Linked DNA regions of Homo sapiens: region 1 is linked to region 2. Evidence: chromatin loops called from intact Hi-C (ENCODE). Cell type or tissue: B cell. All regions are shown on one strand. Links, peaks and the distances in the headings refer to the core of each region. The heading gives the core; the rest is flanking DNA. Region 1 overlaps XXYLT1 (xyloside xylosyltransferase 1). Region 2 holds the start of XXYLT1-AS2 (XXYLT1 antisense RNA 2).

What was found. Peaks named below come from ENCODE experiments on the same cell type or tissue, not always from the same donor. Only the 100,000 strongest peaks of a DNase experiment are listed, where the experiment ranks them.
Region 1: it touches region 2 in a loop (2.7-fold over the local background); 15 of 110 quality-filtered maps call a loop at or near these places.

The regions. Positions count from the first base shown.
Region 1 is chr3:195,200,905-195,216,954 of GRCh38, reverse strand. The region is part of intron 2 of XXYLT1 (xyloside xylosyltransferase 1); the gene reads left to right. It also overlaps the pseudogene RNU6-25P. Among named protein-coding and RNA genes, the nearest start is that of XXYLT1-AS2, 61 kb to the right of the region's middle. RefSeq lists a silencer at 4,866-5,039 and enhancers at 4,553-5,134, 9,204-9,729, 9,730-10,257. In B cell, for the core only: no CTCF peak of the experiment used is centred there; DNase peaks (open chromatin) are centred at 8,501 and 12,165.
Region 2 is chr3:195,140,221-195,156,270 of GRCh38, reverse strand. All of the region lies in intron 3 of XXYLT1 (xyloside xylosyltransferase 1), which reads left to right. It overlaps XXYLT1-AS2 (XXYLT1 antisense RNA 2), which reads right to left and starts at 8,400. Exons shown (of 2, transcript NR_102711.1): 1 at 8,166-8,400; 2 at 3,415-4,014. It overlaps LOC105374296 (a long non-coding RNA gene), which reads left to right and starts at 4,961. Exons shown (of 2, transcript XR_001741088.2): 1 at 4,961-5,183; 2 at 5,613-7,000. It also overlaps the pseudogene RN7SL36P. RefSeq lists enhancers at 850-989, 2,427-3,067, 5,845-6,054, 8,283-8,332, 8,573-8,682 and 1 more. In B cell, for the core only: no CTCF peak of the experiment used is centred there; DNase peaks (open chromatin) are centred at 5,630, 7,590, 8,500, 11,550 and 2 weaker places; H3K4me3 peaks cover 2,842 bases; H3K27ac peaks cover 2,408 bases.

The DNA of each region.
Region 1 (16,050 bases), core at 4,610-12,609, 61 kb before region 2:
GCTTTTTGATGTGCTGCTGGATTCGTTTTGCCAGTATTTTATTGAGGATTTTTGCATCAATGTTCATCAAGGATATTGGTCTAAAATTCTCTTTTTTTGTTGTGTCTCTGCCTGGCTTTGGTATCAGAATGATGCTGGCCTCATAAAATGAGTTAGGGAGGATTCCCTCTTTTTCTATTGATTGGAATAGTTTCAGAAGGAATGGTACCAGTTCCTCCTTGTACCTCTGGTAGAATTCGGCTGTGAATCCATCTGGTGCTGGACTCTTTTTGATTGGTAAGCTATTGATTATTGCCACAATTTCAGCTCCTGTTATTGGTCTATTCAGAGATTCAACTTCTTCCTGGTTTAGTCTTGGGAGAGTGTATGTGTCGAGGAATTTATCCATTTCTTCTAGATTTTCTAGTTTATTTGCGTAGAGGTGTTTGTAGTATTCCCTGATGGTAGTTTGTATTTCTGTGGGATCGGTGGTGATATCCCCTTTATCATTTTTTATTGCGTCTATTTGATTCTTCTCTCTTTTTTTCTTTATTAGTCTTGCTAGTGGTCTATCAATTTTGTTGATCCTTTCAAAAAACCAGCTCCTGGATTCATTAATTTTTTGAAGGGTTTTTTGTGTCTCTATTTCCTTCAGTTCTGCTCTGATTTTAGTTATTTCTTGCCTTCTGCTAGCTTTTGAATGTGTTTGCTCTTGCTTTTCTAGTTCTTTCAATTGTGATGTTAGGGTGTCAATTTTGGATCTTTCCTGCTTTCTCTTGTGGGCACTTAGTGCTATAAATGTCCCTCTACACACTGCTTTGAATGTGTCCCAGAGATTCTGGTATGTTCTCGTTGGTTTCAAAGAACATCTTTATTTCTGCCTTCATTTCGTTATGTACCCAGTAGTCATTCAGGAGCAGGTTGTTCAGTTTCCATGTAGTTGAGCGGTTTTGAGTGAGATTCTTAATCCTGAGTTCTAGTTTGATTGCACTGTGGTCTGAGAGATAGTTTGTTATAATTTCTGTTCTTTTACATTTGCTGAGGAGAGCTTTACTTCCCAGTATGTGGTCAAGTTTGGAATAGATGTGGTGTGGTGCTGAAAAAAATGTATATTCTGTTGATTTGGGGTGGAGAGTTCTGTAGATGTCTATTAGGTCCGCTTGGTGCAGAGCTGAGTTCAATTCGTGGGTATCCTTGTTGACTTTCTGTCTCTTTGATCTGTCTAATGTTGACAGTGGGGTGTTAAAGTCTCCCATTATTAATGTTTGGGAGTCTAAGTCTCTTTGTAGGTCACTCAGGACTTGCTTTATGAATCTTGGTGCTCCTGTATTGGGTGCATATATATTTAGGATAGTTAGCTCTTCTTGTTGAATTGATCCCTTTACCATTATGTAATGGCCTTCTTTGTCTCTTTTGATCTTTGTTGGTTTAAAGTCTGTTTTATCAGAGACTAGGATTGCAACCCCTGCCTTTTTTTGTTTTCCATTGGCTTGGTAGATCTTCCTCCATCCTTTTATTTTGAGCCTATGTGTGTCTCTGCACGTGAGATGGGTTTCCTGAATACAGCACACTGATGGGTCTTGACTCTTTATCCAATTTGCCAGTCTGTGTCTTTTAATTGGAGCATTTAGTCCATTTACATTTAAAGTTAATATTGTTATGTGTGAATTTGATCCTGTCATTATGATGTTAGCTGGTTATTTTGCTCGTTAGTTGATGGAGTTTCTTCCTAGTCTCGATGGTCTTTACATTTTGGCATGATTTTGCAGCGGCTGGTACCGGTTGTTCCTTTCCATGTTTAGTGCTTCCTTCAGGAACTCTTTTAGGGCAGGCCTGGTGGTGACAAAATCTCTCAGCATTTGCTTGTCTGTAAAGTATTTTATTTCTCCTTCACTTATGAAGCTTAGTTTGGCTGGATATGAAATTCTGGGTTGAAAATTCTTTTCTTTAAGAATGTTGAATATTGGCCCCCACTCTCTTCTGGCTTGTAGGGTTTCTGCCGAGAGATCCGCTGTTAGTCTGATGGGCTTCCCTTTGAGGGTAACCCGACCTTTCTCTCTGGCTGCCCTTAACATTTTTTCCAAAAATATGGAACGCTTCACGAATTTGCATGTCATCCTTGCGCAGGGGCCATGCTAATCTTCTCTGTATCGTTCCAATTTTAGTATATGTGCTGCCGAAGCGAGCACCAGTAATCAATGTTTAATTAGCCGTCATGAGGCAGACATGTTTCTAAGGGGAGGGTTCCTGCAGGGGGATGTGCGTGCGTTCTGGAACCTGGGGTACAGTGGATAAGGATTGGAGATTCCAGGGCAGCCTGTTCTCTGCCCCTGCTCCATCAGCCTCAGTACCAGGAGAAAGCAGACACAAGGGCGCCACTGCCCCCCTACGATTGTGGATGCCGTATGTAGATGGTTTTCCAGCCTCTGAGATCCTGACTGAAAGGGGCTGACGGTGCATGCTGGTTCCCATAGTTAGCCCTGTGGCCCCTGCTTGCTTCAGAAAGAAGTGGTCTGAGGATTGACGGGGGTGGGGGCTGGTTTAGGATGGACATGGGTGGGGTCAGCAGGCCTGGGAGTGAGGTCTCACTCTGCCCTTTAGTATCCTGGTTGGCTGATGCAGGGAAGAGGGAGAGCCTCCTCCCTCCCTGATTCTGCCCCATAGGAGGGTGGAATAGAATGTGATTCCAGGACCCTGTTGACTAGTGAGCATGGTCCCATGCACAGAGGGGGCTTTCCTTCTTTCTGGAATTTTCTTCTTAGCCCTGAGGCAGGAGAAGTGAACTGTAACGGGGCTGACCTCTGCAGAGGAGGGGAAGGGACACTGCTTTCTGCTGTCTTCTCTACCCCTCAGGCAAACGGGGCTGGAGGAGTCTAAGGTCTTGCTCAGACTTTGAGCCTAAGCCACATTCTCTAACCTGGTTTACCAGAGAGTTCTGCATTCCACCCCAGTGATGCAGGTAACAGTGGCTTTTGAATCTCCCACCTGCGATGGCTCCTAATGTTTTGCTTTCAGAAACCAAAATCACATCTGGTATTGCCTAAACCCCTCGTGACTCCTAACACAGATCGTGAGTGAAAACCTGCCTTCTCTGAGCAGCATTCTTTGTCTGTAAAATGGGAATAGTGACCATGTAGGCCTCACCGGGGTGGTGGGGAGGACTGGCTGAGATACTGTGTGAAAAGTTCCAGGGCCTGATACCGAGAGATGCTTGGTAAGTGTTAGATAGTATTAGTACTTTTCCCTTTGGAGCAAACCAAAAGCTCTGATAGGTACTGCAGTAAAAAACATTTAGCTTTGTGTAACCAACATCGCTTACACACGATTGACCACAGAATGCCTTTTTGAGGAATACCTATTCACATTCTGAGAGCGGGTTTTCCACAGTACTCACTTTAAGAAATGCTGCCCTCGCCGGGCGTGGTGGCTCACGCCTGTAATCCCAGCACTTTGGGAGGCTGAGGCAGGTGGATCACCTGAGGTTGGGAGTTTGAGACTAGCCCGACCAACATGGAGAAACCCCATCTCTACTAAAAATACAAAATTAGCTGGGCATGGTGGCGCATGCCTGTAATCCCAGCTACTCGGGAGGCTGAGGCAGGAGAATCACTTGAACCCAGGAAGTGGAGGTTGCGGTGAGCCAAGATTGTGCCATTGTGCTCCACCCTGGGCAACAAGAGCGAAGCTCCGTCTCAAAAAAAAAAAAAAAAAAGAAAGAAAGAAGTGCTGCCCTCAGATTAGCGTAATAAATAACACTTGTGTAGCTCTCTGTTGGGATGCGGATGTGGGCAGGAAAGCCTCACCTTCCAGCCAAAGCTACCTCATATCAGCCAGCCTTTCCTGTCCCCTGCCAATAGAGCATGTCGTTGGGTGTGCCATTTTAATTATTCACTTACTTGGTTGTACTTCCAGATTTGAAATAGCTTTGGGTTTGCCTTGGACCCAGAGGGATTGGGAGGACTTTCCGTGGATCATGAATTGTGGTGGGGGCCCCGGGGATGGAGTTGTTGAAGAGGAGGTGTGGGTCTGGCGGCATACCATGGGTGGAGCGCCCTCGCGGCACTGACCAACAAGTGGCTTCAGAGGATCTCAACCCAGAGGGTGACTGAGGGTTCTCAACATCAACCCTCAAGGGAACTGGGCCTAAACGCCTTAGAACAGCAGTCCTCAGCCTTTGTGGCACCAGTGACTGGTTTCACAGAAGACAGTTTTTCAGTGGACCGAGGGGTGGTTGGGGGCTGGTTTTGGGATGAAACGGTTCCACCTCAGATCATCAGGCATTCGTCAGAGTCTCATAAGGAGCATGCAGCCTAGATCCCTCGCATGCGCAGTTCACAGTAGGGTTTGTGTTTCTTTGAGAATCTGATGCTGCTGATCTGACAGGAGGTGGAGCCCAGGTGGTGATGCTCACTGGCCCGCCTCCCACCGCCTGCTGTGCGGCCGGGTTCCTACCAGGCCACTGACCTGTACCTGTTCGCATGGGGCTTGGGGACCCTGCCCCAGAAGACTCACTGTCTTCTGAAGGGCTGTCCTGGGAAACTGGAACCCAGCCTGTTCTGTGTGTCCCCAAAAGGCCACACCAGGTGCAGCTGACCAGAATTTAACTCCGTTACCACGTTTCTGTGAGCCTGTGGGCAAGGCCCTTTTCTTCCCAGTGGCAGATCCTCGCATCCCATCCTGTCGGATCCGATCCCATCGGATCCAGCAGCCCTGGCTTCAGCCTGCACTGTGCTGTCACTCACCCTACCGTGGCCACCCCCGCTTCCTGCTCCCTCCACCTGGGCCACTCTCCCGGTGGCATTCCATGGCTTGCCCCCTCTCCTCCTCCAGATCTTCCCGGTGGCATTCCGTGGCTTGCCCCCTCTCCTCCTCCAGATCTTCCCATGGCATTCCGTGGCTTGCCCCCTCTCCTCCTCCAGATCTTCCCGGTGGCATTCTGTGGCTTGCCCCCTCTCCTCCTCCAGATCTTCCTGGTGGCATTCTGTGGCTTGCCCCCTCTCCTCCTCCAGATCTTCCTGGTGGCATTCCGTGGCTTGCCCCCTTTCCTCCTCCAGATCTTCCTGGTGGCATTCTGTGGCTTGCCCCCTCTCCTCCTCCAGATCTTCCTGGTGGCATTCCGTGGCTTGCCCCCTCTCCTCCTCCAGATCTTCCCGGTGGCATTCCGTGGCTTGCCCCCTCTCCTCCTCCAGATCTTTGTGCAATGAGGCCATCCCTGGCCGTCCTGTGTGAAATCGTGCTCATCTTCTGTGATGAAGGGCCCTGGCCCTTCCTTGCTTTCTTTCTCTTCATAGTTCTTATCGTCTGCTCATGTGGAATGGATTTTGCTTTTTTTTGTTTGTTTTGATCATCTATCTGCCCCACCCAGATGTAAGCTCCATGGGGGCAGGAAGTTCTGTGTGTTTCATTCACTGCTGTGTTCCCAGTTCCCAGAGCGATACAGACACATAGTAGGCAGTCAATAAATATTCATCAAATGAATTAAATGAATACCGTTTTGTTAGGTGTTATCTTGAACTACTTTATTTTAGGGGTCCCCTCAGTCTGCCAGAGCTGGCTCACTGCCTTCGCCCTTTTTCTTCTTTTGAGATGGAGTCTTGCTCTGTCACCCAGCCTGGAGTGCAGAGGCTCGATCTTGGCTCACTGCAATCTCCACCTCCTGGTTCAAGCGATTCTCCTGCCTCAGCCTCCCAAGTAGCTGGGATTACAGGCGTGAGCCACCACGCCCGGCTAATTTTTGTATTTTTAGTAGAGACGGGGTTTCACCATGTTGGCCAGGCTGGTCTCGAACTCCTCACCTTAGGTGAGTCACCTGCTTCAGCCTCCCAGAGTGCTGGGATTACAGGCGTGAGCTACCATGCCCGGCCTGCCTTTGCCCTTTTTCTGAACCCCACTGGAGAACCTTTGGGGGTGGAATCCCGCAGCTTCTGGTGAATCCAGTGGACTCTGAACACTCCTTAGGGTTAGTCACAACCAGGAGCTTGAATTTGTGGGATAGCCATTTCTTGATGGTTCCCCAAGCCTGGAGAACTCTGATTCCTGCTGTGGCGGGTGCTGCCCTTGACTGTCAGCGTTCAGCTGGGGGGAGGAGCAGGGGTTCTTGGTGTGGAAGAAAGCAAAGGAAAAAACAGACATTCAGGAACTTGCCTGAGTGAAAACATCTGAACAAATACTGAACAAAGGGTATAAACATGTGTCCAGTGATTTCAGTGAAAACTATTTTCTGGCAGCTCTTATGGAGCAAATTTGAGGCATTTCGGTTCTCTTATTCTGAAGAGGGACAGCTGAGCAAATTTGTCATAAAATGCTAAAAATAGTAACGTGGTAGAGACCATTTTCTACTAATTTAATGCCAGAAGCTCTTTCTAAGCTAATGAAAATAGTTGCCAAATTGGTTGAACAGTAATATTTCCCGTTTTGGTCCCCTTCATTAGATTCTGTCTTTTAATTTGTCAAGATCTTCTTTTAAATTCTTGGCTATCGGTCAAAGGCATCAGCTGGCTCTTATTACTTCTTGCCAGGACGTCAGCCAACTTTTTTCTGGGCCTCGCCTCACCCATGAGGAGTCCGTCCTCCTGCCCACTGTGTTCAGGGCACTGGGGCACGACAGCAGTCCTGCCCTTGGGGAGCTCACCTTCCGGTTGGTGGAGGGACCCCAAGTGAGTGGGTGTCACACAGGGAGCAAGAGGCGAGAGGTCAGCAGAGCAGCGTCCTGTCCTGTCCTGACTTCAGCGGGGTGTGGGGGTTGTTTGCACGGAGAATGCACCAGGTGCTGTCAGTTCTGTCAGGGCACAGAGAGGAAGCTTTGAGGAGGATGAGGAGAGGTTAGCCTTGAAGGCTTGGGGTGAAGGCTGGGGGAGGGGCCGAGCAGGCATTCTGGGCCAGGGTGTGCGGGCGGCCGGGGCCTCAGCCTGGACTGCAGCTGCTGCTGCCCAGATGGTGTCAGATCCCTGTGTGTCCCTCTGGTGTGTTTGCCAAGCCGCCTCTGGGGCTGACTCTGCTGAGCGTCTTCTCTTTGTCCCGAACTTTGTGCACTGTCCCTGGCTGGAGAAGACTCATTTCTGTACTCAAGTCCTGTGTGTAGTTGCTGATGGCCAGGTCCTGCTGGTCAGCCGCCTTGGACGGAGTCTCGGGCCTGCTTTTCCGTTTTCTGTCCCCTTACTCTGGCTTCTGGATAGCCTTTGGAATATTCCGGGCGATAGCTGGGCCTCCAGAGAGAGTGGGCTGCAGGGTGTGGGCCCGGCCTCCCCTTGCCTGGCGGGTTTTCCTGGTCAGCGTTCCTGCTGCTCCCCGGTCATCCCTCCTGTGCTGCAGCCTTTTTCTCTGGTTCAGACCCACACTCTGCCGTCCCACTGCCTGGGCTTGCTGAGCTCTCCGTTCTGGCTTGAAGGCCTCGCCCGAGCCCTGTCACCGGCTCTGCCTGTCAGGAGGGCCCAAGTGTGCGGCTTCGGTGGGGCTGCCTGACACTGACCTCTGGGGTTGTAAAGGTCCCAGAGGGTCCTAAGTCGGGCCTGATGTGGCTGAGATGGCAAGAGCCGGAACGTTTCTGTAAAATCTGAAAGCCCTTGATGGGGCCGAGGGGGTGAGGAGGATTCCCACCCTGTGTGGACAGGAGCACGCAGCAGCGGAGTGACTCCACCACGTGAGTGGGGTCCAGCGGGTGTGGCACTCGATGACAAGACAGTTTGAGAGCGGCTTGTCTCCGGGGACCTGGCGTAGGTCTCCTCTGCCTTAACCCTTGGCTTTTGCACTTCCTCTGTCTGTCCTCCATACAGGCTTCTTGCCCTAGTGAGGACTGGCTTCTTAACAGGGTGAGCCGGTTCCTGTCCTAACCCCACTGGCATCTTACACTCTGGGAGATAGCTTCCCCCTGAGAGGCGAGTGAGCCACGTAAGGGGAGGTGGGCGATGGCTTCCCTTCTGTCTTGGGTTGGGGGAGTCAGGTACAGTATTTTTTCTTTTAAAGCATCATTGATCACATAATAAGGTTTGTCATAGTCCTTAATCACAGACCTGTGAAATTTGGAGAATTCACGGCACCTAGGATGGGAGTGAGCTTCTGATTGTGAGCTGATTTGGGAGCTAACCTCAAGGAAACTCCTCTTGCAAGCCCCCTGCTGGGTGTCGTGGCCCTCGCCCAGTGACCTCCCGGGGACTCTGGACGCTCTTTGTCTGCCCTTCCTTTTCCCTCACCTCGCTCCCCCGTGAGAAAGTGGGACTCATGCAGCTCAGCTCAGTGACAGAGGGTTTATTAGGGGTAGCTCTGGGACCCATCTTTTGGTGATTTCTTCTCTCTCTTTCTCTAATGGAATAATTGTTTCTGTCTACACTTCTTTATTTTCTCCTCTCTACAGCTGCCTTCTAAAAATGTGCTTTTCTGTTCCTGCAGAACTGAAGCTTGCATGGCCTTTGTTGTGACTTTCCCGTCACGAGCGTTGTCTCTTGGTATTTTCCCATAGGCCAGCCTGCAGGTCATACGTTGTTCATTTTTTTTGTTGTGGTTGGTCCAGTCAGCCAGGACCAGAGCAGGTGGGACCATGTGGTGCCACACGCAGCCAGCTGGGCCTCTTCGGCAGGCGTGTGGGCAGTGGGCAGGTGGGCTGACTGCCACTCTCAGATATAGAGCTGACACCGAGACTGGATGCTGTGCTGTGCTAGGCACAGGAGGGGAGGGGAACAGATGTGAGTCAGATGTGCGGTTTGCCCTCACAACTTCACTTTCTAGTTGGGGAATTGGACATTTACATAAATGTACAAACACCTGTCATACAAAAAAGAAAGGAATAGGTGTCATCCAAATACCACCTCTGTTGGGGTATGTGGTGGGCAGCCTCTAACACGGCCCCCGGTCATCCCTGCCTCCTAGGAGTCGTGCCCTGGTGGGTCCCTGTCCCTTGATGTAGGCTGGACTTATTGACATGCTTCTAGTGAATAGAATCTGGCAAAAGTGATGGCCTGTCACTCTGGGACTGTGTTATAAAAGCCTGCTGCTTCTGTCTTGGGCACTTTCTGTCTCTCTCTCTGAGCCTTGCCTGGAGGAATTCAGCTGCCATGATATGAGCTGCCCTGTGGAGAGGCCTGCATGGTGAGGAACTGATGTCTCTGGCCAGCAGCCAGGGAGGATCTGAGGCCCACCAGCAGCCACACGAGTGAGAGGGGAATTGAGTCTTTACATAGTTGAGCCCTAGCCAACCTTGATTGCAGCCCGTGGGCCAGAGGCTAAGCTTGCCTGAATTGTCTCAGATAAATAACATATTTATCTTACAGCTTATTTATTTATCTGTAAGATAAATAAATATTTGTTGTTTGCAGCTGCTAAGTTTTGGGTTAACTTGTTATGCAGCAGTAGGTAACTGATACAAGGGGATCTCAGCACAGAGAGAGCTGTGAAGTGCCAAGGAGGCGGCACCTTTGGCTAAGGAATTTGGGGAAGGCTTTGAGGAGGATGTGGTATTTGAGCAAGGCTATCTTTTTTCCATAGAGTGTACACCTCTTGTACAAGGTAGAACATCTTGCACATAACAGAAGGCCTGTCTGTCGGTCCCACTTTCCAAGGTGAGTAGAATAAAGTCACTGTTTTCCTGTTGCCTGAGAACCTCCAAACCCTCTGTTGAAGAAGGGCAGGGCTGGCTGTTTCCTGGAGCCCTCCTGCCCAGCCAGACGTGTGGCATCTCTGATGTAGCTGAGTCTCCCGGGCCTGGTGGCCTCCATCTGCAGTGCCACCAACTGTGTGTGGGGCTGCTTTGCACACCATATGCTGATTAGGGAGCAACAACATGGGACCTGCAGGCCCGATGCCCCAGGCGCTCCTCAGACCCGCGAGCCATCCCACAGTCTGCCCGGGGCAGCTCCTCACCTGCCCTCGTGGCTCTTCCAGGCTGGCTCAGCCTGTGGTAGAAGGGTCTGAAGACCCAGGTTAAAGCCTTGTTTCTCTCTCTTACTGATGGCGAGGCACTGAACATCCTCCGTGGGCCTTTTTTTTTCCCCCTCCACCTTTTATTATGGAAAATTTCAAATATCCACAGAAGGAGAGAGGAGAGCATAATGAATGCCTGTGTACTCATCACCGGCTTCAGTAGTTACCAACTCATGGCCTGCCCCTTTTCATCTCGACTCCCACCCATCGCCTTCTCCCCCAGAAGCAAATACCAGATCTTATTTTATTTTTAAATATTTTGATAAGTCTCTCTAACAGAAAAGTACTTTTTTTTTTTGAGACGGAGTCTTGCTCTGTCACCCAGGCTGGAGTGCAATGGCCAAATCTTTCACTGCAACCTCTGCCTTCCAGGTTCAAGTGACTCTCCTGCCTCAGCCTCCTGAGTAGCTGGGATTACAGGCACGTGCCACCACGCCCGGCTAATTTTTGTATTTTTAGTAGAGATGGGGTTTCACCATGTTGCTTAGGCTGGTCCTGAACTCCTGACCTCAAGTGATCCTCCCACCGCGACCTCCCAAAGTGCTGGGATTGCAGGTGTGAGCCACCGCAACTGGCTGGAAAGTACTATTTGTATTAAATGCGCTATTTTTATTACATTTAGCAAAACTAACAATAAATAATCACCTTATTGCCATCTAGTATCCATGCAGGATTCACATTCTTGAATTGACTACATGTTTCATTTGGTTGACTCTTGAGTCTTTCCCATTCTCTCTTTCAAAATTAAACTTTAGGCCGTGCGTGGTGGCTCACGCCTGTAATCGTAGCACTTCGGGAGGCCGAGGCGGGTGGATCACGAGATCAGGAGATTGACACCATCCTGGCTAACACAGTGAAGCCCCGTCTCTACTAAAAATACAAAAAATTAGCTGGGCGTGGTGGTGGGGGCCTGTAGTCCCAGCTACTCGGAGAATGGTGTGAACCCGGGAGGCAGAGCTTGCAGTGAGCTGAGATCGTGCCACTGCACTCCAGGCTGGGTGACAGAGTGAGACTCCCTCTCAAAAAAAAAAAAAAAAAAAAATTAAACTTTAAATTTTAAGATAATTGTAGATTACCATGAGGTTGTAAGAAGCAATACAGAGATCCTTTACCCACTTTCCCCCAGTGGTAACATCTTGCAAAAACTATAGCAAATACAACAACCAGGATATTGTTTTTGTTGTTGTTGTCTGTTAGTTTTGAGACAGAGCCTTGCTGTGTTGCCCAGGCTGGAGTGCAGTGGCACGATCTCGGCTGACTGCAACCTTCACCTCCTGGGTTCAAGCGATTCTCCTGCCTCAGCCTCCCGAGTAGCTGATATTACAGTCGCCTGCCACCACATTTGGCTAATTTTTGTATTTTTAGTAGAGACAGGGTTTTATCATGTTACCCAGGCTGGTTTTGAACTCGTGACCTTGGGTAATTCACCCGCCTCGGCCTCCCACAGTGCTGGGATTCCAGGCATGAGCTACCGTGCCCGGCCAGGATAGTGACTTTGATACCATCAAGCTGAGAACGTTTATCCCCACAAAGATCCTTCGTGCTGCCTTTTACAGCCACACCCACCTCCTCTGACCCGTAGCAACCACTAATTTCCTCCTTCATTTCTGTATTTCAAGAATGTGTATCAATGGAATCCTAAAGTATGTAACCTTTTGAGATAGGCCTTTTTTCTCAACATAATCCTCAAGAGGTTCATTCCAGTTGTTGCGTGTCAGTAATTCACTTTTTAATTGCTGAGTCGTATTTCATCATGCGAATATACCAGTTTGCTTAACCATCCATTTAAGGACAGCTTGGTTGTCCCCAGTTTGCGGCTAGTATGCATAAAGCTGCATTTTGTTGTATGGACATAAATTTTTATTTCTCTGATATAAATGCCTGAAAGTACAGTAGCTGGGTCTTTTGGTAGTTACTTGTTTCATTTTATAAAAAATTGGCAGACTTTTCCAGAGTTTGGCGATTTGCCAGAGTTTGGCAGACTTTTCCAGAGTTTGGCAAAATCCCAACAGCAATGTTTGAGTGTTTCTCAAGTCCCTTCTAAACCAGAGGTCCTCTCTCCCTCCACCTCTATTTTCTGACTTCGCAACTGGGGAGGAAAATTTGTGCTCTGATGATCTTGCGTGATTGGGATTATCTTGCATGTGAAACTGCTTTATAAACTGTCCCCAGCTGGGTCTATTAGTGCTTCCTTTTTGTGGGTGTATCTGAAAACAGTGTCACAGAATCTTAGCGGAGGGCTGTAGACATTTATTCACTGTCTGCCCCTGCGTTTCCTAGCCTGGCTGGATTCTGCAGGGCTGCTGGGTCATGAGGGTTGCCACAGGTCAAGCGTGTTAATGAAGTTCGTCTTGGCTTCTGCAGCACATTGCGGGTTGTGGGTAGTGAGATACTTGAGTTGCCTGAGCAACCCATGAAGACCACAGTCCCTGCACAGACCAGGCTTCGGCACGGCCACTGTGGCTGCCAGGACTGGTCTTCTGGGCCACCTTGTCATTCATCCCTGACCTGGCTGGCTGGCTGGCCAGCAGTTCAGACTGGAACACGAAGATGCCACTGAGAGAGAGAGAGAGAGAGAGAGAGAGAGTGAGAGAGTGAGTGTGTGTGTGTGCGTGTGTGTGTCAGGGAGAGAGAAAGCGAGGACCTTTTAGCCACAGACCCATGCCAGCTTTGCTTAAGATGATGGTAGTTTTCTCTCTCTCTCTCTCTTTTTTTTTTTTTTGAGACAGAGTCTTGCTCTGTCGCCAGGCTGGAGTGCAGTGGTGCAATCTCAGCTCACTGCAACCTCTGCCTCCTGGGTTCAAGCGAGTTTTCTGCCTCAGCCTCCCAAGTAGCTGGGACTACAGGCGTCTGCCACCACGTCCGGCTAATCTTTGTATGTTTAGTAGAGATGGGGTTTCATCATCCTGGCCAGGCTGGTCTCGCACTCCTGACCTCATGATCCACCTGCCTCAGCCTCCCAAAATGCTGGGATTCCAGGCGTGAGCCACTGTGCCCGGCCAATGATAGTTTTCTCTAACACTATGTGTGGTGAATTCTAAGCTCTATTAGAAGCAAAAACCTGAGGCTTTTTAAAAGCACTTGCCTCGCCGCCTCCTTTAGGGCTGTGTCTGACATGACCGTCATTTCCTCAGTTGGTTATCAGCCTTTCTTCTCCCTTGCTGAGCTGTCAACTGATGCCCCCACCTTCGTCTCAGCCTCTGTTCCGGGGGCTGACTTGACTAATGTGTCCCCAAGTTGCTTGATGACCTCAGACAAGAAGCACAGCAGTGCCTGGCCTCACAGCCCCATCAGCATGGAGGATGACAGTCCCAGCACACTGCTCCAAGGGGCTGTGAGGAATAAATAATAGGCCAATGGCAAAAACACTGGGCGGAGGAATCCTGCTGGAGAGACACTGACACAGTGGAGAGAATGTGTCTGTCAGGCCATTTGCTCCTTACTTTAAAGGCCTGAGTGGTGGCTAGAGCTCTGTTCTTTGTGTTTTACAGAGGGAGATGTTAATGTTCGATTCACTTCTTTTGTGGGTTTTCTCTGGTGCCTGCATGTTCCTTCTCTGCACTGCTGTCAGTCCCAAGCCTGGGGGTGGCATGGGGTCTGCTGCTGTCTTGAAGGATATGTGGGCCCCCAGGGATTTTCAGTGAGGTGAAGGGGTGGGTACAGGCCAATTTGATAGGTGAAATATATATCATTATAGAATATTAAGTTTTCTTTCCTTTCTTTTGAGTGAAATTGGATCTCCTTTCATATGGTAAGAATCACTGAATTTCTTTTCTATGAACTCTTTATGCCCTTAGCCCATTTTTCTATTGGGTTGTTGATGTTTAGTAATTTCAAGGAGCTCTGTATTTGTTAAGGAAATAAGCATTTTTGTCCCTGAAATACGTTGAAAACATTTTTTTTTTGCAGTCTTTTAACTTTTTTTCTATGAAGGTTTTTAAAAAATTTGTGTTGTGGGCAGGTGTGGTGGCTCACACCTGTAATGCCAGCACTTTGGGAGGCCGAGGCAGTAGGATTGCTTGAGGCCAGGAGTTCAAGCCCAGTCTGGACAACATAGTGAGAGCCCATCTATACAAAATTTCTTTTTTTAATTTGTGTTGTCAGGTCTATCTTGTGACTTTTAGATTTTGTGTCACACCTAGAAAAGGCTTCATTCCAAGATTATTAAAAAAAATTATCTTGTGATTTCTACATTGTGAATTGTAGTGTGCTAACAGAGAAATGAACTACTCTTGTCCTTAAGAATAGTTATGGCCTACTATCTTCTCTGAATTTATCTAAAATAATTCTTCTTCCAAGATGACCTAAGTGGCTATCTCTGGATACAGAGGACTGGAAACTATGCATCGGATAGTCTCAAGATATCCTCTTAGCTTGGGCTTGTGGACCCCAAATCAACAAGTATTCTTAGGGGTCCCAGATTTTCACCTTCTGGGGCTGCTGGTAGACATGGCAGTCTTTATATGTGGCAGTGAAAGCTGAAGAAAGATGGTGGGTAGAGGAACCAGAATGTTCTAAAGCTTATGGCCAAGTCTTCTCTCTACTGGATAATATTGGACAGCATGTGGTTTTGAGGTTCTGTTCATCTTTGGATTGACACGTTTTTAGATTTGTTAATTATTCTATCAGGTTACTGTCAGTTTTTTTTTTTTTTTTTTTGGCCAGGGACCTAGTTGGTCTCTTTAAGATAATATTGCAATCTCTGCCCTATTCCATTGTCTGTTTTGGGATTAGTTCTCAATGTTGGTATCTTTTGTTTCTGTGTGACTGGGGGACAGTGTCTCTATAGTTCTTTGTTCTGACAACACTGGAGCAAAGTGGGGTTCAGTGCTCCAGAGACCAAGTCTGAAGTTGGCCTCCGTCAGTCCTTGTCTACTCTTTTTTTTTGAGACGGAGTCTCACTCTGTTGCCCAGGCAGGAGTGCAGTGGCACGATCTCGGCTCACTGCAACCTCCACCTCCCAGGTTCAAGCAATTCTCCTGCCTCAGCCTCCTGAGTGGCTGGGATTACAGGTGCACACCACCACACCTGGCTAATTTTTGTATTTTTAGTAGAGACGGGGTTTCTCCATGTTGGTCAGGCTGGTCTTGAACTTCTGACCTCATGATCCGCCCACCTTGGCCTCCCAAAGTGCTGAGATTACAGGTGTGAGCCACCGCGCCCGGCCCTGTCTAGTCTTAGTTGTCGGTTAGCTCTTGGTTTCCTGTGCGGATGGAGGGGAGGAGCAGAGGAGCAGCTAAGTCCCAAACTTGGAATTAATCATAATACCATGGCTTTGGGACCTTCTAGGCCTCAGGTTGTAATGCCTTTATCCCTTGGGCACTCAGGTCCTGTGAAATTTAGATGGTCCCTGAAATGTGTACATCTGCCCAGCTGGGAGTTGGGTCTAGAGGGGCCAGCCAGCATGGGTGTTTTATCTGGCAGAGCCAAAAGCGTGAAAAGCCACTGGAGTGAGCCCAAGCCTTTTCAGAGAAACCTGAGGCTCCAGTACAGTTTCTGAGTCCAGAGGGACGGAAATGGGATCATCAACAAGGAACAGCCTCAAGATAGGACTTGGGATAAAGTGAGTATAGAATTTGAGAGGAGCGTCTGAGTCTTGCTTTTGTTGGCACAGGTTTGAGAATACATTGGGATGACTTAAAGGCAGAGGTTGAGATGGACCCCCAGAGACACAGGCAGCTGTAAGGAATGTCCCAGAAGCAGAAGGGTTAAAAGTGTGTGCTGGGGACCCCAGGATAGATAGAGCACCTCTTTGCTGGGAGCAAGGGCCCTTCCTCACATGCACTCTAGGGAAATCCTGGCCTTGTCTAGCTACTGATTTAAAAGGCAGTGGGTTAGACACTCTCTTCACAGAGGAACTCGAAGTCCAGTGACTTCTTAGAAGATTCTGGGAGAGGTGCTTGTGGTTATCCAGGCCAGTGGCTCTGAACAAGATGATGGATCAGAATTACCCAGAGAGCTTTATCAAATACTTTGCCTGGATTCCAGCACTCAGAGATTTTTTTTAAATTGAGTTAAAATTTATATACAGTAAAAATAGAGATTTTTGACTCCGTAGGTCTGGGGTTGGGCTGGGACAGGGTTATTTCAAGAAAATCACCCTGGGTAACTTCAATGTACATCTCTAGTTGAGAACCTGATTTTCTTCACTTCTAAACT
Region 2 (16,050 bases), core at 5,241-13,240:
CAAGCCGTAGGTGCTACCTCATTATTTTGTTGGAGTTTGTGGCCTTTTTCTTCTGAAAAGCCCAGTTGTTCTGGTTGTTGGATCTGGTTAAGCTCAGAATTTTAAAATCTTGGGCTTTGCCTTACGGAGGAAGATTTAACTTCCCTTCTACTGACCAGCTGGGCTTTCTTGGCCTGTGAGTCACCAGTGACCCCCATTCTCTATTAGCAGAGTGGGTGGATTGGTGGTCTTGTAGGGAGGGAAGACGTCAGAACACAGACTGGCATCAGTAGTCAGCACGAAGAAGCGCATTCCGCATGATGCTGCATTTGATTGTCAAGCCTGTGTCATGGAGAAACTCCAGGACTGAGAACCATTCTGGAATATTCACTGTAGCGTTATTTGTAGTAGCCAAAACTGAAAACGACTCAAATTTGCTACTTAGCAGAATGGATAAATAAAACGCATTCATTCAGTTGAGTGCTATACAGCAACAGCAAAAAAGGGAACGGCTCCATGCGACGAGAGCGAAACCAAACTGGAACCTTTAGGGATGCACATGTGCAGGTGCGGAGAATGGGAAAGGAGAAGGGGGGTGATGCTTCCCAAAGCCGGCGTGGCAGGCGGTGGGGGGCGTGGGGGTGGGTTGGCTCTGGAGAGCTGCAAGGTCTCAGTTCCCCACTTAGCTTAGCTTCATGTTTGCATGCACTTTTTTGTGTGTTCTTGTTCTACATCTTGTAATTAAAAAAAAAAAAAAGGAAAGGAACAGCTGAAGCGGGTTTTGATTACAATAAACCAGGCCTGTGGCCCTGGGCCTGGAGAGTTTCATGTTGCTGGCTGTTTCTCCAGCGGGTAGAGCGATAGCACACCCAGAGCAGAGCTGCCGAGTTTGTTCGGAAAGGGCTGGGATTTTGCTGTCCCGCAGGCATGCCCCGCTCTTTGTTCTCAGTGCACACCGTGATGCTGGCTCCCTGCCGACCTTCCTGGAGGGAGGCCCAGTCGTTGGAGAGCTGCAGAGTACAGGCAACTAGTGAGTCAAGAGCCTGTGTTTCCCCTCAGAAAGAGGGGGTGAAGAGGCAGCTTCAGCTCGGTTGTGGCTATTTGCATGACCCAGATCACATAACAGGAAATTCCTGCAAGGCCCCTAAATGAGCTGATAACTCCTTGGGCCGTGTGGACTTTTCTCCCTTATATAATCCTCTCACGTGTGGCCCCAGAGTCACTGGGTAGGCCTCTTCCTCTGAGGTCAGGGGTTGGCGACTTGAGAGGGTTTGGGCAGACACCTGCCATCTTAACTGTAGAAGACTCCCCACCTTCTTCCCTCCCCTTCATACCAGGAAGATCTGCTGGGGTCCTTGGTCCAACAGAGGGAGGTGATAGTGGTCGCAGCAGTGAATCCATATGGGTCCGTAGCACCCTCACTTCCTGCCTCTTCAGAAGAAAGAATTTGAGGGGCCTCAGGCAGAGTGAGAGACCAAGGCAAGTTTTAGAGCAGGAGAGAAAGTTTATTAAAAAGCTTTAGACCGGAATGAAAGGAAATAAAGTACACTTGGGAGAGGGCCAGTGGGTGACTTGGAGATCAAACGTGCTGTGTGACTTTTGACTTGGGGTTTTGTACATTGGCGTGGTTCTGGGGTTTGCGTTACTCCTCCCCCGGTTCTTCCCTGAGGGTGGCCTGCAAGCCCTTGGGAGGGAGCGCAGTGTGTTTACCGAGGTTGTGCACGCGCTCCCTGGAGAACTCAAATGAAGTAACAGTGGAAGTTTCTGTTGCGAGAGAGACCCTCATTAAAGAGCATTTCCCCTCCCTCCCTCTCTCCCTCCCTTAATCTTCATTCCTCTTTGTGTTTTCTTTACCAGATGGTTTGTTTCTGTGATTTATTTCCTGGTTTCTTCCCTTACCAGTCCAGCCTTCCTAGAGGAGGGTTTTGCCTCCTAGTGCACATGCCTCCTAGTGCCACCGTTTTGCCTCCTAGTGCACATGCTTGAGCCCACGTGCCCAACTCCTGAAATCTTACCAGGAAGCTGCTGGTCGTCAGTTCCAGGTTCTTTCTATCTACTGGGACCCTCCCTTTCCCTGGCGCTGGCTGCATCCAATTATCATTTTAGAGAGACGGTTGACAACTGCCTGACCATCAGCTGATGGTCGCCTGACATTCCTGGTGGTGGTGGAGCCCTCTCCTGCCCTGCTCATGTCTGACTAGCTACCTACTGTAACAATACAGGGAGCCTCAGAGTCCCAAGCCCTAGATACTAGTCCCAGCTCTGCCACCTTGGGGCCTTTGTTCCCCCACCTGAGAAGGAGAAGAGCTGAGCTCTAAGTCCCCGCTCCCCGGCTCTGGCATTGGGGGTTACAGCCCTTCGGACCCTCATTGTCCTCCCTCCGTCTGGAAGTTGCCTGTCTGCTGGTGAGCTCTTCAGGGATCGGGGAGAACTGACGTCATGGGGTGTTTAAACTGGGCTAAGTATTAAATGCAGTTACAGCGCCAATGCCTTCAAGGCCTGCTTTGGAATCTTCTCATGTGATATAAATGGAAACTTGGAAACCCATCGTGCTTAGACAGGATTGGCCAGAATTTGTATTTTCTGTAGATCTAGGATTTTATAAACAGTGCAACTTAAAATCAGTTTAATTATCTGGACTTCCTGAAAGAAAGCTCTGAAAGATTTTAGATTCGAAATGAAACTGAGTTTTTCTAACCCTGAGCATCTTTAATTTTCATTATGTACTATGATAACCATGAGACCTCCGCTGCAGCAGAGTCTGAAGAATGGCGTTTGCAGGGCCTGGGCACTCAAAAATCAACAGAGACTTATACTCCTTTTCATGCTCCCTCCCTCCACCCCTCAGCTGAAATGTTTCCAGAGACCTTTAATAATGGAGTCTGCAGATGACAGCCCTGCACTGCCTGCCGCGTGCCCCGCTGGCTCTGGGGAATTGCCTTGTAACGTTTGCAGTCTCATGCTGGGGCTGGGAATGGCTTGGTACTGGCTGGCCGACAAGGAATTGAGCATGTTTTTTGCCTTCTTTCACAAGAAGACTGGGGACCTCTGGGGACCTGGGAGATCCGGCATTAATTATCTGCTGCTTTGGAGTGTTCACCTGGCTGGCAGTGGGGCTAGGGTGGGGAGGCTGAGAGAAGGAAGAGGATGGGAATGGAAGGGGAGAGAGGAAGCAGGGACAGCGCAGCCCGCCTTTCTCTTGAGCAGGCGGTCTCGGCCCTTGGGCTTGGCCATTGCTGCGGCCGTCAGACTGCTTCCCACAGAGGTCCCCTCTTGCCCCTGCCTGGGACTTCCATGGAACTGGCAGTGGGCTCTGACCACCAAGGGGTCTCCCCAGAGAGGGGAGTGAGGTGGACAAGTGTTTTATTTTAAGAAGAACATGCTAGCATCTATATGAAAGGAAAATTTAAACACAAAACAGCACAAAACCAAATCTTGACTAGGTAAGCAGACACATTTTAATCTGGAAACTTGCTGAGCAGGAATAGATTTGGATCTCCCCAGCTGTGTCATTTTTATAGTCACTTGTCCCATAGTTACTTTACCTCAAAAGGGCACATTTTAAGTCATTTTTATGGCAGTCTCCTCTGTATTGTGTGCCATGAGTGTTGTTAGAAGCTTGGAGGAGGTGCGGGAGGAGAAGTTATTCCCCACTGTCCATTTGACAAATAGTTTTTTTCACATTGTTTCACAGTTCCCCCTCCCCAGATTTTTATATTTTCTGTATAAATCTTACAGGATTTTATAATCCTAGGTCCATGGAACTGACAGTGTGTTCTGGAAAGTGACACAGGGATCGTGGGATATTAGTGTAGGGAGAGAGGAGCCTCTCTCTCTCGGGTCCCTGTTGAGATTCTGTTGCGTCCAGCATCCGTGACCTTCCCCATCTGGAAATCATAGCGCTGTAGTCATCTTGGATGGAGCGTCACCCTTCCTTTCTCTGACCTTTTCTCTGTCTCTTCATCAGGAGCTAAACCCCTGGACAGGTCCTCAGTGGTGATGTGTTTAGTTGGGATAAGGGGCCAAGAGGAGAATCTAAAAGATAGACAACTGTATTTTGTAAAGATGTGCCATTTTGAATTTGTTTCCTCATGAAAGTATTAGAAAAGTAAACGGCTGTGCCCTCTTTATGTGCAGCCTATAACAATTCTAAAGGTGTGGCAGCAGGCGAAGAAGCTTGATGTGGAGGAAATAGCATTCGGTCGTACTCAGAAGTGAATTCCCCATGTGACACTTTGTGAGTCACTGGATTCTCTGACCCTCTGTTGTTTGGTCTGTAAGTGGGATACATATCTCTAACACAGAGAATTACTGGAGAACTCAAATGAAGTAATAGTGGAAGTTTCTGTTGTGAGAGAGACCCTCATTAAAGAGCATTTCCCCTCCGTCACTCCCTCCCTCCCTCCCTCCCTTAATCTTCACTCCTCTTTTGTGTTTTCTTTACCAGTCGCTTTGTTCCTCTGGGCTTCTCCTAATCAATCCCTCCCCCAGGCATATAGGGTTGCCATTTAAAATACAGGGCACCCAATTAAATGGAACTTCACATAAATAACAAATAAGTGTTTTGTATGTTAAATATGTCCCAAATATTGCACAGGACATACTTATACTAAATAATTGTTATTGTTTATTGTTTATAAATAATCGTTTATTTATACTAAATAATTGTTTATTGTTTATCTAAACAATTATTTATACTAAATAATTGTTTATTGTTTATTGTATATTGAAATTTAAATTTTTTTAATTTTTTTATTTTTTAAAGACAGAGTCTCTCTCTGTTGCCCAGGCTGGAGTGCAGTGGCACAACCTTGACTCACTGCAGCCACCGCCTCCCAGGTTCAAGAAGTTCTCCTGCCTCAGCCTCCCGAGTAGCTGGGACTGCAGGCAGAGCCACCACTCCTGACTAATTTTTGTGTTATTAGTAGCCATGTTGGCCAGGCTGGTCTCGAACTGCTGACCTCAAGTGATCCGCCCGCCTCAGCCTCCCAAAGTACTGGGATGACAGGTATGAGCCACCACACCTGACCCTGAAATTTAAATTTTAACAGATATCCCGCTTTTTTCCTAAATCTGGCTGCCCACCTCTACCCACGATTGTAAAACTTCCCTTTTTAGCAGCAGCAGGTGATCTGGCTCTCCTACAAGATCCTGGAGTGAACAGGAACAAAGGGGACGGAAGGGGAGCTTGCAGGGAAACCAGGGTAAGAGAGGGAGGGGGTGGGAGGCAGCCCTCAAGGTCTCTGTGAGGCTCCAGGCTTGAGGTCACCACTCTGTAGAGTTAGGAAGCCCAACTGTGGACTGGGTCATTTGGGGAGGCCACTGGGACCAGGAGGCCTGGTCATGGCTTGGCTTCAGGCTTCAGGGCTCCTGCTGACCCTGGAGTGATGGAGAGAGAGAGAGGGAGAGGGAGAGGGAGAGAGTGTGTGTGTGTGTGAGAGTGTGTGAGAGAGTGTGCGTATGTGTGAGTGTGTGTGTATGTGAGTGTGTGAGAGTGTGCATATGTGTGTGAGTGTGTGCGTATGTGGGCTGTGGCCCTTTGTTATGGTCACTTTGTGGAGCTGGCCGCCTGAGGATCCTCTGAATGGGAGCTTGTTGGTGGCGGCATAGGCTTCCGGTTTCATTCTCCCCAGGCTCTGCGGGCAGCCGTGTGCTGTGTGAGCCCCGGCCCACCCTGAGGAGGAAGCGGCAGGCTATTCCTGTCAGCTGCTGATAACATGCCACCAGGCGGGAATTCGCTTTTGTGTTAAGTATTTTAATCATGTCCGCTCGTTCACCTTTTTAAGTCACATGGTTTTATTTGCTGATGGTGCTGTGCCAGCCTCGGGTTCTTCCAGACGCTCGGAAGGAAAGCTTCTCTGCAGGCTGCGTCATCCCACTCCAAGGACTGGTGCTGGGCTCCCAGGGGAGTGTTGGGGAGGGAGTGAGCGCCAGCACAGAGGGAAGAAGGGAGGGTGTGGACTGACTACCTCTACCACTCAGTTGCTGTGTGACCTTGGGCAAGTCTCTTGACGTCTCTGAGCCTTAGTCTCTTTAGCTCATGAGAAATGGAGATTATAACACTATATGTGGCAGAGTTGAGGGAGATTGAATCAGATAATGTATTTATGGTGCCTAGCACGAGCAGCACTCCTGGGTGGTGGTGGCAGCGTTATCCACAGTCCCAGCTTGGCCACTGATAAGTTCTGTGAACCTAGGGAAGTCACTTAACCTCAGCCTCAGTTTCCTTATATGTACGGTTGGGGCTGCTGACAACTTAGCAAAATTATTGCTCATCTTTTGGCTTCTCAGCATCTTAACCCCTTTCCTAGAATTTGGGAATTCTCTGCCATAGAAGCCTGCCTCCTATTATGGAAGACAAAAACGCTGGATATGTTATCTCCCGGCTTCCTCGCAGCTAGCTAGGGTGTTGGTACTGTGTTTCCCTCCTTCCCGCTTCTGCGGAAATTACCATCATACATTTATTAATAGTGTCTTATCTATACAGACCAGTTTTTATGGCTTTACCCTAAACATTGTAAGGTATTTGCAAAACAGAAACAGACAGTATTACAAAGAGAAAATAACTAGTCCGCAATAGTGAAGAACATTTTAATATCCCAGAGAATATTGGAAACCAGGGGATCAAAGATGGGGGGAGGGACGAATGTAGATTGCAGTATAGTTGCAGCAGAGGAGGAAGGGACGAGGACAGGGGGAGAGACCGAGGACTGTGCCCGAGGCAGCCCCCACTCCCTGTTTCACTGAGCCTGGCTTCCACTTTCCCCCGTGCGTGGGGTGTTTGGTCCCTGCTACGCTGCACAGAGGGTGAACATCTGGCCCTTTGCTTGCTTCCAGGTTCCAGCCATGGCTCTAGCCCTGATCTCCAATATGGTTTCTGTTCTGTTCCTGGCCCATGGAGATGTTTATCTCATTTTCAAGCCGACTATGCCCTTTCCTCCTGTTGCCCCCCCATCGGATGAAAACAATTGTTATCTAAAACTCATCATTAAAAAGTGATACATTTTTGTTTTGAATAGCATATGGAGGTTATTATTTTTCCAGAAATTTTCTATATTTTTATCAGGGGGTGTGTGTGTGTATATGTAAATAAACTCTCTATACCTTTGTACATCTTTTTTTGTTCACTTAACAGTGTATCTTGACCATCCTTATACCTAAGTCAGCCTTCTTTGATAAATGTTGCTGGTCTCTTGGTATGATTTTTCTTTTTACTATGAAAACCTTTCAACATATACAAAAGTAGAAAGCATCATGTAATATTTCTGGATGCCCCAATATTATAATATCCATGCAGCCTCAATAACTATCAGCCCTTAGCCAATCTTTGTTTTATGTCTCCTCCCACCCACTTTTCCTCTTCCCCTGATTATTTTGAAACGAATCTCAGTCGTCACAGCATTTCGTCTGTAAATGTCATTTTCAGTCTATTAGTTTCTTAAAAACACATCTGCTGTGGCCGAGTTTAGAGCTGAGGAGAGTTATATGAGCTCATAGTGTCACTCTGTCTTCAAGTTCCTCAGTCTGAAATCAGTTGGTACAAGGGAAGAAAATAGAGAGAGGCAGCACTAACCTCTAGCCAAGCACACTTTCCATCTCTCTGCAGATTGCCTCATGTCAGGATGTTAGCGTGACCGTCACGTCTGGAAGGCTTTATGGCTGATATAAATTCAGGTCCGTTGTTCACTAGGCATGAAGCCCTCCGTTGTAAGGGAACCAGCCATCACCCTCATTACGAGATGCATAAATGTAGGACTTGAAGATAAAAGCTATTGGGTTCTTTTCGTCTCTCTGACACCTGAAGATGAATTTCTTGAACCTTGTTCTCGTGTTTAAAAAAAAAAAATTAACCAAGATTGAGCCTGTCAGTTTCTATCAGAGTTAAATCTGAGTAAAGGAGAAAAAAGCTTGCCACCTTTTAAAATAGTGATTCCTTCACTCCCTGGGAGTTAGAAAACTGGGCTAAGTGTTTTTGTGTAGCCCGTGTGACCTGGAGGCCGTGCTATAACCCCTGCAGGAATTACTCATAAAAAGGGAGGGATGTACCTGCCCTGTGGTAGAGATCAGAAGTCTACTCTGAGGTTGTTATTTTTAAATAACATCAGTGGAAAAGGTATTTTAAAAGGAAAACTCTGTACAGAGAACCCAAGCGGGATTGTGTTGCTGTCATTGTGACCGTCTCTTACCTGATGGCTCTGCCTCCCGGGCAGGCTAGGAGCTCCGGGATGACGTCCCAAGACTCGGGCGCATAGCGGGGGCTGCTGAAGATCGGAGTGTGAGGCTGAGAGATGAGGTCCAGGTGGAGCACGTGAAAAGCTTCCTGTGTCTGAAAACACGACTCCTTCCAGTTCTTTTGTCTGTCTGCACATTATGAGTATTTTGGTACTACTGAATCCGTTTTTAAAAGTTCACCACGTCGTGCCTGACACAGGTGTCTCCTGAAAGAATGAGTGAGGAAGTGAATGCGTGGAAGGGGTGGGACTGGGAGGCAGCCCTTCTGTTCTGTTTATGCCGTGCAGACCAATGCCAGGCACTTCGATGTTTGTTGAGTGAATGCAGGAACAGATGTGTAGTCAGAGGGCGTTTCCTCCGCGGTGCTGGCCAGCTGCTAAGTCAGGCTCTGTAGTCCCATTACTGGTCTTAGAGAAGTTACTTTCACATTCAGTTTTTGTTTGTAAAGACAGTCCATGGGAAAGTTTGTTATTCTCAGTTTGTTTGTTTGAGACATAGTTTCTTTCTTGTCGCCCAGGCTGGAGTGCAGTGGTGTGATCTTGGCTCACTGCAACCTCCGCCTCCCGGGTTCAAGCGATTCTCCTGCCTCAGCCTCCCAAGTAGCTGAGATTACAGGCGCTGACCACCATGCCTGGCTAATTTTTGTATTTTTAGTAGAGACAGGGTTTCATCATGTTGGCCAGGCTGGTCTCGAACTCCTGACCTCAGGTGATCCACCTGCCTGGGCTTCCCAAAGTGCTGGGATTACAGGTGTGAGTCACCATGCCCAGCCTATTCTCAGTTTTTTATTTGGCTCATTGTGTGTGTGAGCCATAGGATTGGTCCCATGAGGAATTACGAAGTAGAAGACATGCCTCTTGCTTTCAAGGAAGATATAACGTGAGGGAGATAGGGTAGATAAAACTTAATGAAAACGCAAATGCCTGCGGTGTCAACACTGAGTCAGTACTGCTGTTTAGAGATATCCCATGGACAAGATACATAGACTTTTTGCTGTAGGAACTGTAAATTTTACTGAGTGGCTCACCTCTCCCTCAGCTTAATATTCTGCCTTCAGCTGGGCATGGTAGCCTGCACCTGTAGTTCCAGCTACTTGGAAGGCTGAGGCAGGGGGGTCACTTAAGCCCAGGAATTCTGTGGGTGTCTGCACTAAGTTTGGCATCAACTTGGTGACCTCCTGGGAACGGGGGACCACCAAGTTGCCTAGGAAGGGATGAAGCAGCCCAGGCTGGAAATGAAGCAGGTTAAAACTCCTGTGCTGATTAGTAATGGGATTACGCCTGTGACTAGCCATGCACTCCAGCCTGGGCAACATAGCGAGACCCTGTCTCTAAAAAAAGAAACCAAACAAACAAAAATGGAGTTCTGCCTTCAAAATGCTAAGAAGTGGGTATCACATTCCCTTCTTTCCTCTGAAAAGTCTCTCGGAGTGGTGTTTGGCTTTGCAATGCAGGCGTAGCCTCTAAGAGTGCTCTTGGGATAGACCAAACTCTGTGCCCGAATAGAAAGCTCACTGGGCAGGCATTTGCCGAGGGTTTGGCTATGCAGTAGAGAGAAACCAGACCCTGTCCTCCAGGAGCTTGCAGTGGGACGTGGGTCTGGACAGGGCTACAGTGGAGGCACAGCGGCGGATGATGGGCCCGCAGGACTGTGTGCTTTGTTGCATTGCTGCAATCTGTTTCCTATGCCAAATAAACATCATCGCATTGAAAGAACCTTATTTGTAATCCAGGCAGCAGAAAGGCTTATCTGTAAGCATCTTCCTGGGGAAAAAAAGCAAAATAGCACAGTTGAATCCCAGTGGCATGTGTACAAGAGGGACCTTCTGTAACAAACCACGTGTGGAAAGGACTGAGCTGAGCGTGACCAGCCCCACATGAAGGGAATTTCTATATGGCTCCATGGCCATCTCAGGTGCAGACTTCAGCCACAGGACTGCATTTCTTCTGTGGGTTCCTAAGTGAAACGGATCTGAAGTTCCCATCCCTCTGCTTCCAGGGTAGCAGCAGAATTGGCTCTTATAGAAATATCAAACTTTTAATCTGAGCCTGGGGTTGAATTGAACATCTGTCTCCTCCTCCTGCCTTAGGTGACTTCTTTAAATGAGCTGCTTACTGTTGATCATAGAGAACCCCTGTGATCTTCTATTTCATGGTAGCAGAATTGACTCCAGCATCAAGGAGCTGCCCAAAGGAGTGTTTTGATCCAGGAACCCAGCCGTCTGCCTTTTGGGGACTGCTCTATCACTGTTTGTAAAAGAGGAAGCTGAGCCAGAATTGGCGTAGTATGTCGTGATTTGCCTGGATGTCTGCGGTGTCCTTGCGTCTGTAGACGAGCGCTCATTATGAGGCTGGTGGATTCTATGGACTTTCAGAAATGTGAAGTCACAGAGATGCTCGCAGGGCCCCATCAGTGCCGGTCACCGTGGAGTGAGGTGCCCGTTCATGTGACTTCACAGAGATGCTCGCAGGGCCCCATCAATGCCGGTCACCGTGGAGTGAGGTGCCCGTTCATGTGGCTTCACAGAGATGCTCGCAGGGCCCCATCAGTGCCGGTCACCGTGGAGTGAGGTGCCCATTCATGTGGCTTCACAGAGATGCTCGCAGGGCCCCATCAGTGCCAGTCACCGTGGAGTGAGGTGCCCGTTCATGTGACTTCACAGAGATGCTCGCAGGGCCCCATCAGTGCCAGTCACCGTGGAGTGATGTGCCCGTTCATGTGGCTTCACAGAGATGCTCGCAGGGCCCCATCAATGCTGGTAACCGTGGAGTGAGGTGCCCATTCACGTGGCTTCCACTTGATCTTCCTTGGCTCTGTTAAAAAAACAAACACAAACAAGCCCGCTGCTTCTCTCAATAAAATCAAGCCCAGTCTCTGCATGGAAATCCTTTCCTTTGCTGCTAGGACCATCCTATGTTGACCGGCCCAAGGATCACGAACTTGGAACTCTAAAGAAAGCAGGATAATTCTAGCTCTTCACTTGGGTAGCAGTGAACAGGACTTTCATGTTCCTGATGATGTATAATTGCAGCTCATTGGTATTCAGCTTTCAGAGAGCCTGGAAGATTGCGTCTAAGCAAGGTAGAGACATAAGGGTGAATCATATTATTTACAAAGAATAACCAGAGCAGAGAAAAGGCACCCCTATTTCTTCTGCCGGTACCTTCCTGCCAAGATGTTGGCAGGGTTTAGGAGGGGTACGGAGTGTGACCTTGGTCTTGCGGGCCACTTTTCTACTCACATCTCACACCCTTTTAGCTGCTGCCCAAGGTTAAAGGCATCACACAGAGGATCAAGGAAACACACTTCTGCATAAAAGGAGTAGTAGAATCCTTGAGGCCCTTTTGGTGCAGGGGAAACTGAAACAGAAAGGAGGAACTGTTTGGCCGGGCACAGTGGCTCACACCTGTAATCCCAGCACTTTGGGAGGCTGAGGCGGGCGGATCACGGGGTCAGGAGTTCGAGACCAGCCTGCCCAATGTGGTGAAACCCCGTCCCTACTAAAGATACAAAAAATTTGCCAAGTGTGGTGGCACGTGCCTTTAATCCCAGCTACTCGGGAGGCTGAGGCAGGAGAATCACTTGAACCCGGGAGGCGGAGGTTGCAGTGAGCCGAGATTGCACCATTGCATTCCAGCCTGGGCGATAGGGCAAGACTGTGTCTCAAAAAAAAAGGAGGAACCGTTTGACCCCCTTTGCCAGCCAGAATCTGGGAGAGATTTGTGGATGAAAAAACCCACAAATCAACCCCAGGAATACCTGGATGGCATGTGATTAGCCAGCCATTTGCACCGATCAGATTAGAAGAGGCCCAGTCCCCGGTCCACATGCCATATCACACTCGAGATGGAGTGGAGTGGGCGGTTGGCCAGGCACGGTGGCTCATGCCTGTAATCCTAGCACTTTGGGAGGCCCAGGCAGGTGGATCACTTAAGGTCAGGAGTTTGAGACCAGCCTGGCCAACATAGTGAAACCCCGTCTCTAATAAAAATACAAAAATCAGCTGGGCGTGGTGGCGGGTGCCTGTAATCCCAGCTACTTGGGAGTCTGAGCAGGAGAATTGCTTGAACCTGGAAGCAGAGGTTGCAGTGAGCCAAGATCTCGCCCTTGCACTCCAGCCTGGATGACAGCAAGAGTCCATCTCAAAAAAAAAATAAAAATAAAAAATAAATATATATATATATATATCTATATCTATATATATCTATATATATATCTATATCTATATCTATATATATCTATATCTATATATATCTATCTATATATATATATATAATGAGAGAACATTTGGTTAGCTCTCAAAAGAAAAGGTGATCATCTAGTAAATGTAACATACTGCAACAGGTACAAGAAGAGCCCATATGTGATTCAGAAACTGAGGGTACAGCCTGCAGCAGTTTAATTTCAGGTAAATGCCTCCAGGAAGTAAGACACGTTTTTACAATTTAAAAATGGATTGTAGAAGAGAGGAAAGGAAAGCAGTTGATTGAAAACCCTTCTGTGCCCTGGCTCCTGGCTAGTGTTTCTGATGGTTCTGTGTTTTGTTTTGTGTGAATGTGGGCCCAGTGTTACCAGATGTTCTGATTTGTTTTCTTTTCAAAAGAAGCCGGAACTCTGTGTTGTTAACGTAAAAGCTTCTGATTTCAAAATATCGACAATTAAGCAGACAATCTGCTGGCCAAAAAACCACATCTGTGCACCAGACTGAGCCCAAGAATGGCCAGGTTGAGACCTCTGGTTTAAAGGATCATTGAGGCAAAAAACTGGCCAAATGCTCCCACCGTGGGCTGCACCCCGCAAGGCTTTGGTTGGCTGCTCTTGGGAACTGACCCCTAGAGTTTTGTTTAGGGGCACTCCAACTTTGTTTTTTCCCAACATTTTCTCCTGTTACTTGAAATAGCTGATTTTTATTGGTAATTGAAAATTCCATCAAATGTTTCTCTACCTAACCTCAGATTTAGCTAATAACTAAATGTCAAGGCCAAGCATAATTCGTGTCCAGAAATGCAATTTTGAAAGAAAATGAAAAGATCCCCAGACTCACCATTTTTAGAGGTGCAATTACTTTAATTGTCTGAGAGGTCGAATGTGTATAAGAGCATCTTTAAACTCCTCTCGGTGCCCGAAGATGCTTTTGGGAGGTTGAAGGCCTGGCCAGGGAGGAATGGAGGGAGAGAAATCCAAAGGGAAGAGAGAGAAGGAGGGAAGGGAGCAGCCTGGGCGTGATGTGGCAGGTATATCCTCACTGCTTCCCACTTCACCATCCTCCCTGTTCGGCGCTGCCTCCCAAGCAAGCCTGGGCGGGCTGGCCGCATGAAGACCCCAGCGTGCATACGCACCCCAGCCCCAGCCCCGGCTGCCTGCTCGGCGGTGCCATTGAGGGCATTGCTAATGGCATCACAAAGTGGCCTCTTTGATGGCCCATCTGAAAATGGTCTACAGTCAGGAATAGTTGTATTTCTCCTGGATAACTTATTTTTTCCTTCTGTACAACTAATTAGGTGGCCCCTTTTTTCAGTTGACTAATAGAAAACTTATAGCTGAATTTGTGGTACACCTACAGCAGGCTTACGGTTCTCATAGGATACATTTTGGTGTCTTTGCCAGCTAAGGTAAGTTCCTTCAGGGACAAAAGGAGGGATAAAATTGGAAGAAAAGGAAGGAGAGGGGGAACCAAAGTGTGAGCAGTCTGAATGAGACCCTGCCACCGAAGACTCCATTTTCTAGATCTGCCTGCCCACCATAGTAAGTAAAGATAAACATCATGAGAAATAGTTACCATTCATATATTGTTTAAACTAGAACACGTTTGATAACAAAGGTTGGGGAGGGGGCACTAGGACAACAAGTGTGACCCAGGGCTGTCCCAGGCCTCGGGAGACACCAGCAAACCTAAGCTTGATGTGGTGGAGCAGGGAGGGTCGGAAGAGGAGAGACTGGGGAGGGAACCAAGGCAGGGGAGAGAGGCTGTGGAGGGCTTACATATTTGGGGTCAGAAATAACCGCTGGGGTCAGCATCGTGTTCTCTATGGTTGAAATAAGGAGATAATCAAAGTTGTGATTACATGAATCACGTGGTTTATTGCTACACAAAGAGATTTTGTTTTCCTTTGGTTCACAATGCCTAAAAAGGGGCAGAATAATGAGAACAATTCTCTCAGGGAATGCATTAGCCATGGAGTGAGTGGCTTCCAAAATTACTAGAGTCTAGTCGCTCAATTAGGCGGGAAGCAGCCCTCTGTGGGAAGTAAAGTCTAACTAAAGTGTGAGGGGTACCTTTACACAGGTGGCCATTGGGAGAGATGACCCACACAGTGGAGATGCTGGACAACACGTTAGATTCCCAGAGCATTGGCTGGCTGGCGCTGGCTGGCAAGGGTTCTGAGATTTGCTCAAAGGCTAATGGAGTGTGACCCCACTGAGCTCTCGGTCTTTGAAGAGGCGGTTAAGAGTGTGGCCTCATTTTGGCATAAACTTGCCACCTGAGAGAGGTGGCTGGCAGTGTAGCCCTGCCATAGCCTGAGGTCTTAGAATGTCAAAGCCTTGAGTTTATACGTAATTTGAAGCCCAGTAGTTGAGGTCATATACGGGGTCTTATAAGATTTGATGATGTAACATTTTCTCTCAAGGGGAAGGAGAGTTCACTCCAAGTTCTTATCATAGAAAAACATATGACACTCACGTAGCAAACTATGCAAGTATTTGGAATTGTTTCAGAGCCACGTAACACAGTGTATCTGGACCTATCATCTGTTAGAGCCGGAAGGGGAGTGTTGGACTATTCTTGCACTGGAATTTGGCTTTTGACTGGACTTTCAAGGTAAAGAGTAAAAGTGCCCTGACTGTATAGATGAATCTTACCAAGTGTCTTAGTTCAGGCTACTGTAATAAACACCATAGATTAGGTAGCTTATAAACAACAGAATTTATTGCTCACAGTTCTTTAGGCTGGGAAGTCCAAGATCAAGGTGCTGGCAGATCAGGTATGTGGTGAGGGCCTACTTCCTGGTTTGCAGATGGCCGTCTTGTATCCTCTTATGATGGAGAGAGCAGAGGTAGGGAGAGGTGAGGCAAGCTCTCTCATGTCTCTCATAAGGGCACTAATCCCATAATGAGAGCCCCACCCTCATGACCTAATAACTCCCCCAAATCCCCCGAATACCATCCCACTGGAGGTTAGGACGTTGATATGGTTTGGCTGTGTGTCCCCACCCAAATCTCATATTGAATTGTAATCCCCATGTGTTAGAGGAGGGGCTGGGTGGGAGGTGATTGAATCATGGGGGCAGACTTCCCTCTTGCTCTTCTCGTGATAGTGAATGAGTCCTCATGAGATCCAGTTGTTTAAAAGTGTGTAGTGCTTCCCCCTTCTTGTGCTCTCTCTCTTTTGTTCTCACTCTCTCTCTCACTCTCTCTCTCACTCTCTCTCCTGCTGCCATGTGCAGATGTGCTTGCTTCCCCTACACCTTCCACCATGATTGTGAGTTTTCTGAGGCCTCCTGGCCATGCTTCCTGTACAGTCTGCAGAACTGTGGGTCTATTAAACCTCTTTTCTACATAAATCAACCCAATCTCAGGTATGTCTTTATAGCAGTGTGAGAACAGACTAATGTAGACATCAACATGTAAATTTGGGTGGGGGCCATACATGCTGTCCATAACAGTAAGGGTGCCTCCCACATCCTCTGCTAGTCCGTGCCACCTCCGGAGCTGGTATTTGGGCATGGGTTGAATAGGAAGGATTAGGCTTTCTCTATTGGGTGGTGCTAACGTTGCCTATAGACTAATTTGCTAATTTTGAGAACTAACCACTGGGATTTGGCCATAATTCCATGCAGA